2 separate regions of the Homo sapiens genome follow, and region 2 is linked to region 1. A link is a contact called in ENCODE POLR2A ChIA-PET data. All regions are on one chromosome and are shown on one strand. Each heading gives the region's core, a stretch centred on a gene start or an enhancer-like site at or near the end of the contact. The rest is flanking DNA. Distances are from core to core; before and after follow the strand shown.

Region 1 (5,334 bases), core at 2,199-4,698:
TCATTCTTATTTCCATGAACCATTTATGCTGCTCTCAGTCTGAGCTAACCTCATGGCAGAGACAACTAGTTGTCTCCCAAAATCTGTTCTTCCCTTCTTCCTCAGTATTAGAACTACTAAATATTCTCTGGTCATCTAGAATAGATTATTATATCCCAGTCTCCCTTGCAGTTATATGTAGCCATGTAATTTGGCCAGTGGAATGTAAGTAGAAATGTTGTCTATTCTTCTTTGCTCCTTCCTGTTGTCTGGATTGTTGATGGGATGGCTGGATCTTGGGCAGCCATATTGAATCATGAGGTGGAACCCATACTGAGGAAGGTGGAAGGTAAAGCTGCCCATCTGCCCTGTGCTCACTGACTTTGGACTTCTGTTACATGGCAGGGAAATACACTTCCATTCTGGTTAAGCCACTGTTGTTTAGTGCTTTCTGCTACTCACAGTGAACTCTAATCCTAGCTAACACAGACCATCACCTCTTTTGCTAAGCAAATTCTTCCCTTCTGAACTGGAACTCTTTTTTTTTTGAGACAGAGTCTCGCTCTGTCACCCAGGCTGGAGTGCAATGGTGCAATCTCGGCTCACTGCAGCCTCCGCCTCCCGGGTTCAAGCGATTCTTCTGCCTCAGCCTCCCGAGTAGCTGGGATTACAGGTGCACACCACAATGCCCAGCTAATTTTTGTAATTTTTAGTACAGATGGGGTTTCACCATGTTGGCCAGGCTGGGCTCAAACTCCTGACCTCAGGGTGATCTGCCCACCTCGGCCTCCCAAAGTGCTGGGATTACAGGTGTGAGCCATCATGATGGCCGAACTGGAACTCTTAAACCACCTCCTTCTAGAAGTACCAATAGAGGGCACGGGGCATTTACACAGCAAAAGCCTAAATAATGTGCAGTTCCTTTGATTCAGTAATTCCATTTCTAGGACTCTAACCTTGGCAAACGATCATGAACGTATATACAATATTTAATTGCAAAGATGCTCACTGCAAGATTATTTATAATTATTAAAAATTGGAAACAACCTAAATGTCCAACAGTTGGGGATTGGCCAACTAAATGGTGGTCCATCATCTAGTGGACTATGCTATCACATTTCCGGATGTACTTTCTGGTACTATGTCCTTCCTCATAGCAGTACACACTTGGAAAGCACTCACTGTGTATTAGGCACTGTCTAAGTGCTTTATATACCTTATTTTATCCTCACAACTCCAGAGAGTCCACCTCTAACTCTGAAAAGAGTAGGAGGTCCACCCAGAAGCCAGCCTTCCCAATTCCCAGAGGCTGAGGCCAGTACTATGCGTCCTGGGGTTTAGAGCCCAGCTGCTCCCTGGGCATGCAGTAGAGACATACTTGGATGTACTGTCAGCCCCACTGGTCATTTCTCCTCAACTGGGCTAATAGCAATAGGTCCTCACTCAGGCAGAGAGTCTTAGAATTTATGAAACATGCTCACACCATGATCCTCAGGCAGGGATCACCACCTCCACTAAGCAGACGGAAAGACCATGGCCAAGGAAGGGCAAAGGGTGTGCCCACAGTCACACAGCAAGTCCATGACAGAGGCAGGAGGAGAACTGAGGTTTCTTGCCTCCCAGGCCAGTAAATTTCCAAGGCCTTGGAGGCCTAGATGGCACCAGACAAGGCTAAGTCCCTGGATTTTGTGTGATCTCGGCAAAAGGATGTGGCCATAGCCTAGGGCATAACTTCTTTTCCAGGCTATGGTGTCCAGCATCCATGCTACCCATGAAGAAATGGTCCAGGGCAGCATGGCACCAGATGGAAGTAAGTAGTGCCTGGATGGTGTGATTTCTGGTGATGTTTCTCATCCTCAAATTTCTCCTCCAGCCAGTCTAACACAATACCTTTGTTTCCATCATTAGTGTTCTATCCCCTTAGGATATGACACAAATCTCTTTAAGGCTAACCATCCTCAGGAGAAAAAGCACATGGCATCATTATCAGTCATTGAGATTTCCATGGGGAATAATCTTGGAGACAGAGGACGATGGTTGAAAGATCCATGGCCCAGCTCTGTTACTAATTCTCTGTGGTAGGCATTAGGGCTGTTCACAGATACTCTTTCTCCTCTTTCTAGGCCTTTGGTGGGATTACACTTCTCTGCCTCCTTGAAATTGGGCACAGCCATGAAACTTGCTTTGGTCAATGAAACATGCTAAAAAAGACTCATGTCATGCCTGTAGTTGTTTTAAGAACCAAGGTGTAATTGACAGTACTTTTTCTTTTTTTCTACTCCAGGGACCAGAAATATTGCAAATCATGGCTACCCTGTTAGCCTGAGTGTGGGAGACAGGATGATGTGGAGGAGCAATCCCAGTCAATCCACACGAGACAGGAAGCAAGAGCAGGAAATAAACTTTTGTTGCCATGAGTCACTGGGACTTTGGAGGGTGCATGTACTACAGTGTAACCTGGCCTATCCTAGCTGATACACTCATAGTGTGACCTTGAGCAAGCCTTTTTCCTATATAAGCCTCAGTCATACCATCTCTAAAATGGGTAGATTAGATGCTGTCTCAAAACTCTTCCTGATTTTCTGTGTCTGATCATTACATTCTCATGCTGAATGATGGTCAAGGGCAGGTTTGTTGTGTTGGGGGCAGCCCAGTAAGGCAGATTTGGGTAGGGACCAGTCTTGGCAGTAGGAGAAAAGTGACGAAGTAGATAGGAGGGGAAAAGAGGAGGTGAAGGGGAGAGAAAAATCACCTACTTGGTCTCCTCGTTCATGATAGGTGCTCTAGGGTCCCCACGGAGAGGGTCTCATGGGTGTCTGGGCTATGTGTGCCTTGAGCTGGATTGACAGGTTGTTTCCATAGTGCAGACTCCTAAGGGGAGAGAAGACAGGGAGTTTTCCCCACTATTCCAGACTCCAAAAGGAATGCTGTAAACCAGGCACCAGCCCTTGCCCCTGCCTGCCGGAGACACATCTGAGAACATTGGCTCCAGACACAGTCCCCCCAACTCCATCCGCTAGACCTTGTTCTTCCCCGACTGCAGCTCCTTGTGTCCCTGGGTTTACGCAGCCTAACCCTCCTTGATGTCACCTCCTGCCACACCTGGCTCAGAGGATGCCCCTCTTCCTCCTCCAATTCAGATATGCACCTTACAATGTCCTTTGGCATCACAATGAGCCCTGCAAGTCAGCAAAGTTATTACTGCTCATTTATTCAGATGAAAATGAAATAATCCTTACTGCAGATGCCAACTTTTGCCCCCAATATAAAACCCCAAAAAGGTTAGGATTTGCAATCTTCTTCCTATTTAGTTAGTTTTTTAAACAATTGAGAGTAAACATTCTTCTTAAAGAGAAGACCTGGAGGCATTGATAGCTGCTCACAGAAAGCACAATAAAAAGATGAGCTGGCACAAACTCCCACACCACGCAACAGAGATCTTCCTACGAACAAAGAAGAGAACAGGTAGCTACAGAGTACATGGAGGAAATGAAGAGAGGCGGAAGATCAGCGTGTGCTCTGATTGTGTCTCTGTGAAATACGGGGAATGTAACTCAGAGTTCCATGACTTTAGACAAATCCACGTAAATAGGGCACATTCTGACATAATGGAGGTGGTATGTAGTATGGTAATTAGAAATAAGAAAGGAAAAGAGAGATCTTTTGAAGAGGTCCTGGGGGACTAATAACATATGTCTATATTTCTCTTTCTCTCTCTTTCTTTTTTCTTGAGATGGAGTCTTGCTCTGTTGCCCAGGCTGGAGTGCAATGGCATGTTCTCAGCTCACTGCAACCTCCACCTCCTAGGTTCAAGCAAGTCTCATGCCTCAGCCTCCCGAGTAGCTGGGATTACAGGCATGTGCCACCACGTCTGGCTAATTCTAGTATTTTTAGTAGAGACTAGGTTTCACCATGTTGGCCAGGCTGGTCTTGAACTCCTGACTTCAAGTGATCTGCCTGCCTCAGCCTCTTTAAGTGCTTCTTTTCTTTTCTTTCTTTTTTTTTTTTTTTTTTTTTTTGAGATGGAGTTTCATTCTTGTTGCCCAGGCTGGAGTGCAATGGCATGATCTCGGCTCACCACAACCTCCACCTTCTGGTTCAAGCAATTCTCTTGCCTCAGCCTCCCAAGTAGTGGGATTACAGGCATGTGCCACTACACCCGGCTAATTTTGTATTTTTAGTAGAGAAGGGGTTTCTCCATGTTGGTCAGGCTGGTCTTGAACTCCCGACTTCAGGTGATCTGCCCGCCTCGGCCTCCCAAAGTGCTGGGATTATAGGCATGAGCCACTGTGCCCAGCCTCTTTCCTTTATTTATTTATTTATTTATTTATTTATTTATTTATTTATTTATTTTTTTAAGAGACAGGGTCTTTCTATGTTGCCCAGGCTGGATTCAAACTCCTAGGTTCATGTGATCCTTTTGCCTTAGCCTCCTGAGTAGCTGGGACTGCAGGCATGGGTCACCACAGCCAGCTAAATGATATTTTAAAAAACATTATCACACTGTAACAGGAGAAATAAAGAGAGGCTTTAGCAAATTGAGATAAAAACTTGCCGTGGACTGAATGTTTGTGTCCCACCTCCCCCACCAATTCACCTGGTGAAGCCTAAATACCCAGTGTGATGGTATTTGGAAGTGGGACCTTTGCGAAGTGATTAGGTCAAGAGGGTGGACCCCTTATGATGGGATTACTGCCCTCACAAGAAGAGGCTGGAGGCCGGGTGCGGTGGTTCACGCCTGTAATCCCAGCACTTTGGGAGGCCAAGGTAGGTAGATCACTTGAGGTCAGGAGTCTAAAACCAGTCTGGCCAACATGATGAAACCCCATCTCTAATAAAAACATAAAAATTAGTCAGGCATGGTGGCAGGCACCTGTAGTCCCAGCTACTCAGGAGGCTGAGGCAGGAGAATCACTTGAAGCCAGGAGGCAGAGGTTGCATTGAGCCAAGATCATGCCACCGCACTCCAGTCTGGGCAACAGAGCAAGACTCCATCTCAAACAAACAAAAAAAAAAAGGAAAAAGGAAGAGGCTGGAGAGCGCTTGCCCTTTCTTTTTGCTCTCTGCCCTGTGAGGACACAATGAGAAGGTGCCGTCTGCAAACCAGGAAGCGCATCCTCTCCAGACACCAGGCCTGCTGGCTCCCTGATTGGGGACTTCCCGGCTTTCAGAACGTGAGAAACAAGTTTCTGTTGTTTAAGCCACCCAGTCTACAGTGTTTCATTATAACAGCCCAAACTGACTAAGACATACTTGCCTTCGACCACAGAAAGTGAAAGAAAATAAAACCCACTCTAAGTTAACAGGCAGATAAAAAACAACAGCACTTTATGTACAACAGGATACTTTAACAGA
Region 2 (5,534 bases), core at 1-2,500, 470 kb before region 1:
CTTGGCCATGGGCCTGGGGCTGGTTAGCTCAGGCTGATCACAGACACCACAATGACCATCAGGGAAATTTTCAGACATCCAGAGGCAGCCTCCTTTTAAGCTCCCTGGGCAAGGCTGAGGCCCAGGCGTCTCCGGGGCAGGGGCATGCATTCCATGGGTGGGTGTTGGGATCCTTGGTCCCTCACTGCTTTAGGCCTATTCCTCTGAGACACCTGGACAGTAGCTGGATGTGGAGGTATTTTCATTTCTCAGGATTTTGGCTGTTCAGGTGGCCTATTGTTTTGTTTTGTATATATGGTCTAAAGCAGTGGTTCTCACACATTCGTGTGCATCAGAATCACCTGGCCTGTTAAAACACACATTTCTGCTGGAAACCCCCAAAAATTCTGATTTCATAGGTCTGAGTAGGGCAGGGAATTTGCATTTCTAACAAGTTTCAAGGTGATGGGAAGCTTCTGGTCCAGGGACTACACTTTGAGAAGCCCTGGTGTAAAAAGGTACAGACGTGAAAACCAGAGGGGGGACAGCTCCTCCCCAGAGGAGGCACTGGGCAACTTCTCTTGTCCCTGCCTGGCACAGCTGAGGCCTGTGACTGGGGATTCCGACAGATCAGTGAGTCAACCACTGCACAGGCCCGAAGGGCAGAGGTGAGGGGGTTGGGGGCTGGGTGGGGGCAGCAATGAAGGGGAATGAAGTTTGAGCTTGAGGGCAAAGTCTCAGGGGGACCTAGAATGGGAGAACTGGATGTTTTGAGGGTGGAGAGGAGACCAGGGAAGACAGAGGTGCTGGTGCGGCTACTTGAGGAGGGGTAGCAGAGGAGGTCACTGTGGGGCTGGGAGAGCTGGGCTGTGAGGGCCCAGAGAGTCATGATGGGGTTAGGGGAGCAATGGGTGTGTATGTGATTCCTGAAGAAGTGAAGGAATTGAGATATGGGGGCTGGGAGCTGATGTGGCGTATGGGTGTGTATGTGATTCCTGAAGAAGTGAAGGGGTTGAGATGTGGGGGCTGGGAGCTGATGTGGAGTTCAGCTTTCAGGGGCTGAGAGGCCATGTGGGCTTTGGGGCCCAGGGAGGGGCGGTGGGAATGAGCTGGGGGTACCGGGGGCGACCTGAAGCGGGTGCGGGGGTGCCAGGGCGCCAGGGCAGAATCGCGCGTCCCGCGGCTCGGAGGAATACGGCGGGGGCCGGCCGCCAGGGCGGGGCAGGGGGCGGGGCGCAGCGGCGAGACCTGGCGGAGGGGGGAGCGGAGCGGAGTCCCAGCCGGAGCCCCAGCCGGAGCCCGATCCCTAGCCCTGCGGCCGCGCCTCCCTCGCCGTCCCCGCCTGGAGCCCGGCGCCGCCGCCGCCCTGCCGCCCCCGCCAGCCGCGCCGTGACGCGGGCATGAGCCTGCTCCGCGGCGCCGCTGAGCAGGCGCTCCTGGCCCGGGCCTCGGCGCCCAGGTAAATTGGGGGGCGTGAGGCAGGGAGGGGGACATAGGCCGCCCAGAGCCTGCAAGAGTCTCGGCGACTCCCACCCCTGAGGACCCTCAGTCACTTCCTGAACCTGAGGACGCTCCGTCCCATGGGACCTTCCTACTCTCGGGTGGGGAGCTTAGAGACCCGCCCCCCAAAAGCCAGTGCCTGGGCCCTGAAACTCCCTGCGCTCTCTCCACCCGCAGCTTTCCTCTCCGGGGGAGCCCAGGTCGCGAGCTGACCTCACCCGCACCCACACAAACCTCATCCGAGCAACCCAGGCCCTGCGCTCCCGGGCCTGCCCCCCCGGAAGGGGCATAACCCAGCCCCTGGCAGCTCCCAACCTTCTCTCTGCCTTCCTGCTCCTCCCCGGGGCCTCCTGTTCGCTCACCTCCTCCAAATTCCAAGAGATGATTTTCTGTACCCCAGCTGGCCCCCACTGCCGACCCCCTCCTGCCTATGGGGTTTCTCCCCACAGCCCAAACTCATGGCCAGCTGCCTCCTGTCCTTGAACCTTTCTCCATTGGCCCCCAAGGTCCTGTCCACCTTCTCCCCCAGGGCCCGCAAGGCCCTAGATCCAGTTACATGCTTTCTATTACTGAAAAGGGGCATGAGCCGAGGCTGGGCACCTGGGTGATGTGGCAGAGCAGGGGCTCTGTGCAGCCTGCCTGCCCCAAGCCATGGGGACACGTCAGTTGCTGGGGCGCTTCCGCTTGGATGGAGGGTGTGGGTTGGAGGGGTCTGATGGCCAGGGCAGCGAGGGGCCTGGCAGTATCTCTAGGAGACTCCACTTGGGCAGTGTGAGGTGGGCTTGCTTAGGGCAGGTTCTTTCCTGGACCCTTTCAGAGGGATGTGGCGCTGGTACAGGCTCTTCCTGCCCCCACCCCCAACTCTGATCCCAGGAGCTGTGCCTCCTCTCCCCAGTTGCTTGCCTTGCTGTGCTGGTACTGGTTACTCCCAGCACTTCCCTCCTGGGCAGGGCAGCAGGGCTGGGCATGACCTCACCCCACAACCCTGGCCAAGGTGGGGCCGCCCAACTAGGCCTGGCCTCGATGTCAGCAGCATGCTCTTCCCTGAGGCAGCTCTGAACCAAACTGCGGGTCTTGGGCACAGCTGGTTCTCCAGTAACAACAGCCTGCTGGCCATGCCAGTCAGCGCTGAGACCCAGGAGCTGGGAGCCCACTGTGGCTCACGCACCTCTGGAAGCTGAGCCAGGTCCAGCCAGATGGAGGCTGGTGGTGGTGGAAGAAAGGATGGGGAGGAGGACAAGTCCTGGAGAGAATTACGTGTTCAGCCCCCAAATATTGAGCATCTCCTTCCCACCGGGCACCATTCTGGGAGCTGGGATAGAGCTGTTAACTAGACAGACGAGGCCGAGCCACCAGGGAGCTGACATTCCAGATGTCTCTCTGTGGCCAGAAACAAATGGACAGATGTAAGAACAAGAAAATCCCATGGTGATGTGCGATGAAGACAGCCGCATCTGATGTTGTGAGAGAGGCTGACTAGTGGGGGTCCTTTGGTGAGGGTAGTCAGGGAAGGCCTCCTGGAGGAGGTGGATGAAGCAATGGAATGAACCATGAGCATGTGAGGGAACAATGTTGTAGGTGGGAAACAGCTAGTGCAGTGGTCCCTCGAGGGAGGGGTTTTGGCATGTTGAGGGGTGGGCAGGGGACCCAGGAGAACCAGAGTGGTACGGGGCCACAGCATTACTCTCCTGGCTTAAGGGTCTGGGGGACCATGGCTGTTCAGATGTCCCCTCCTTCTGCCGTCCCTGTCTGCCTAGATGGGTATTTGGTCTGTCTTTGCCATCCACCTTGATGGGACTCACCATGTTTTGGCCGGTGGCCCCTATGGGGATCTGTTGGGAGCACTCCCAGCCGGCCTCTGACAACAATCTTGGGGTGGGGTGGGGGCAGAGCAGCAGGTGATGGGAAATGGCTCTGGTGCTGGAGAGAATCCCACAGATCCAATCTTCGCCGTTGGATCGAGACAGCCAGACGACACTGAGATGGTGTCCAGGTAGGGCTGTTCCTGCAGCCCTGATAAGATCCGATCTGTCAGGGGTGGGGAGGCCCAGCCAGGCAGGCAGCCGCTCGCTCAGTCATTGGTTGCCAGCCTCAGCGCGTTTGTTCTGGAGCCAAAGCCTCCAGGCAGAATCCATGTGCGAGAGGGAGTGCTCAGCATGGCTGCCCTGTGGGGCAGGTGGGCAGTGAGGGCCCTGGGAGTCTCCCTACTCCCCGCCACCCCAGGACACCAGCCCTTCCTGGGGAGAGGAGCATTTTGGAGCTGGCTCTCCCTGCGCGGAAACCTGTGGTGGCCTGGCACCAGGCAGGTACTGTCCCTGGGTAAGCAGCAGTATTGGTACCAGGCTGGGAGGTGGGATGCGGGGGGCCCTTGCTCCCCTCCTCCCTCACTGGAACCCTGAGAGCGACTGCTGGACACCGTGCTTAGCTGGGAGCTCGGAGCTCACAGTGCTGGGGAAGGACCCAAGACCTCAGGTCCTCTCAAAGTAGCAAGCATTCTTCCTGCTGCAGGCCTGTTGGGGACAAGGGCCTGAGGGACAAACAGGGCAGGGGCTACTTCAACCCAATTCCTGGCCTGCCTAGCCTCAGCTGCCCTCCAATTTTTGTATTTTTTTAATTGATTTTTTTGAAATTTTTTAGAAACAGTCTCACTCTATCACCCAGGCTGGAGTGCAGTGGCTTGATCATAGCTCACTGCTACCTGGAATTCCTGAGCTCAAGTGATCCTCCCACCTCGGCCTCCCCAGTAGCTGTGACTACAGGCACGTGCCACATGCCCAGCTTATTTTTTCATTTTTTGTAGAGACGGGGTCTCTCTATGTTGCCGGATCTGGTCTTGAACTCCTGGCCCCAAGTGATCCTCCCACTTTGGCCTCCCAAAGTGTTGGGATTACAGGTGTGAGCCACTGTGCCTGGTCTGCTCTCCACTTCTTGCTGTCCTATTGGGCCTTCACAGGCTCAGCTTGGGGGCCGCCTCGCTTGCTTAACACAGTGCATTCCTTCTGGAGGATGGTGGGTTGGTTCTGGGCCCCCCCCTCACCACTTGACCCCACTGCCTGTCAAATTTGTGGGTCCACCTATTGGCCCTGACCTTTCCCTCCCCTTCCGAACCCCTCTTTGCCCACCATTTTGGGTCCTAGGTTAGGTCTTGCTCTTGCAAACATCATTAGGGACTAAGTGTGGCCAGGGGTCCCTGTGACTCAGGGCCGGAGTGAGCTGGCAGGACTTTGGCACCCAGCCTTCCCCGTGAAGGTCACTCTTCCCGCTGGGGACCTGGGGTATGGGACGGGGTGGGGCCTATGGACAGACGCAGCAGGAGCACTCCTGCGAGCTTGGGGCCACAGTCCCTGGTGGGGCAACACTGGGAAGGAGCAGGCTGGCTTCTGGTGGTTTCACCGCCCTGTCTGGGCAGCAACTCTTGAAGAAAACTATATATATATACATACACACAGCCCTTGGAGTTTTCAAGGCAGAAGCTCTGGCCAGGCGCAGTTGCTCACACCTGTAATCTCAGCACTCAGGGAGGCCGAGCCTTGTGGATCACTTGACCCCAGGAGTTCAAGACCAGCCTGGGCAACATGGTGAAAACCCATCTCTAGGGGCCGGGCGCAGTGGCTCACGCCTGTAATCCCAGAACGTTGGAAGGCCGAGGCGGGTGGATCACAAGGTCAGGAGATCGAGACCATCCTGGCTAACACGGTGAAACCCCGTCTTTACTAAAAATATGAAACAATTAGCCGGGTATGGTGGTGGGCTCCTGTAGTCCCAGCTACTCGGGAGGCTGAGGAAGGAGAATGGCGTGAACCCGGGAGGCGGAGCTTGCAATGAGCCGAGATTGGGCCACTGCACTCCAGCCTGGGCAATAGAGTGAGACTCCGTCTCAAAAAAAAAAAAAAAAAAAAACAAAAGCCCCATCTCTACAAACAAGTTTTTAAAAATTAGCTGGGCATGGTGGTATGTACCTGCGGTCCCAGCTATTCAGGAGGCTGAGGTGGGTGGATCACTTGAGCCTGGGTGGTTGAGGCTGCCGTAAGCCGTGATGGCACCCCTGCACTCCA

The links. ChIA-PET counts read pairs that join two places held with the same protein, here RNA polymerase II (POLR2A).
Region 2: POLR2A ChIA-PET joins it to region 1 with 10 read pairs in activated T-cell. The contact joins the promoter of DOK4 here to the enhancer-like site in region 1. POLR2A ChIA-PET finds 5 or more read pairs at or near these places in 2 of 52 experiments (activated T-cell and naive thymus-derived CD8-positive, alpha-beta T cell).

Annotation. Positions count from the first base shown.
Region 1 is chr16:57,014,590-57,019,923 of GRCh38, reverse strand. NLRC5 (NLR family CARD domain containing 5) reads right to left here. Exons shown (of 49, transcript NM_001384950.1): 2 at 2,736-2,850. Among named protein-coding and RNA genes, the nearest start is that of NLRC5, 28 kb to the right of the region's middle. RefSeq lists enhancers at 4,886-4,935, 5,066-5,225, 5,266-5,315. Within about 2 kb of position 3,448, at least 2 of the 41 ENCODE cell types and tissues checked have a DNase peak (open chromatin) inside an H3K27ac peak, as active enhancers do.
Region 2 is chr16:57,482,209-57,487,742 of GRCh38, reverse strand. DOK4 (docking protein 4) reads left to right here and starts at 1,250. Exons shown (of 9, transcript NM_018110.5): 1 at 1,250-1,438. RefSeq lists a silencer at 1,070-1,369 and an enhancer at 1,201-1,997.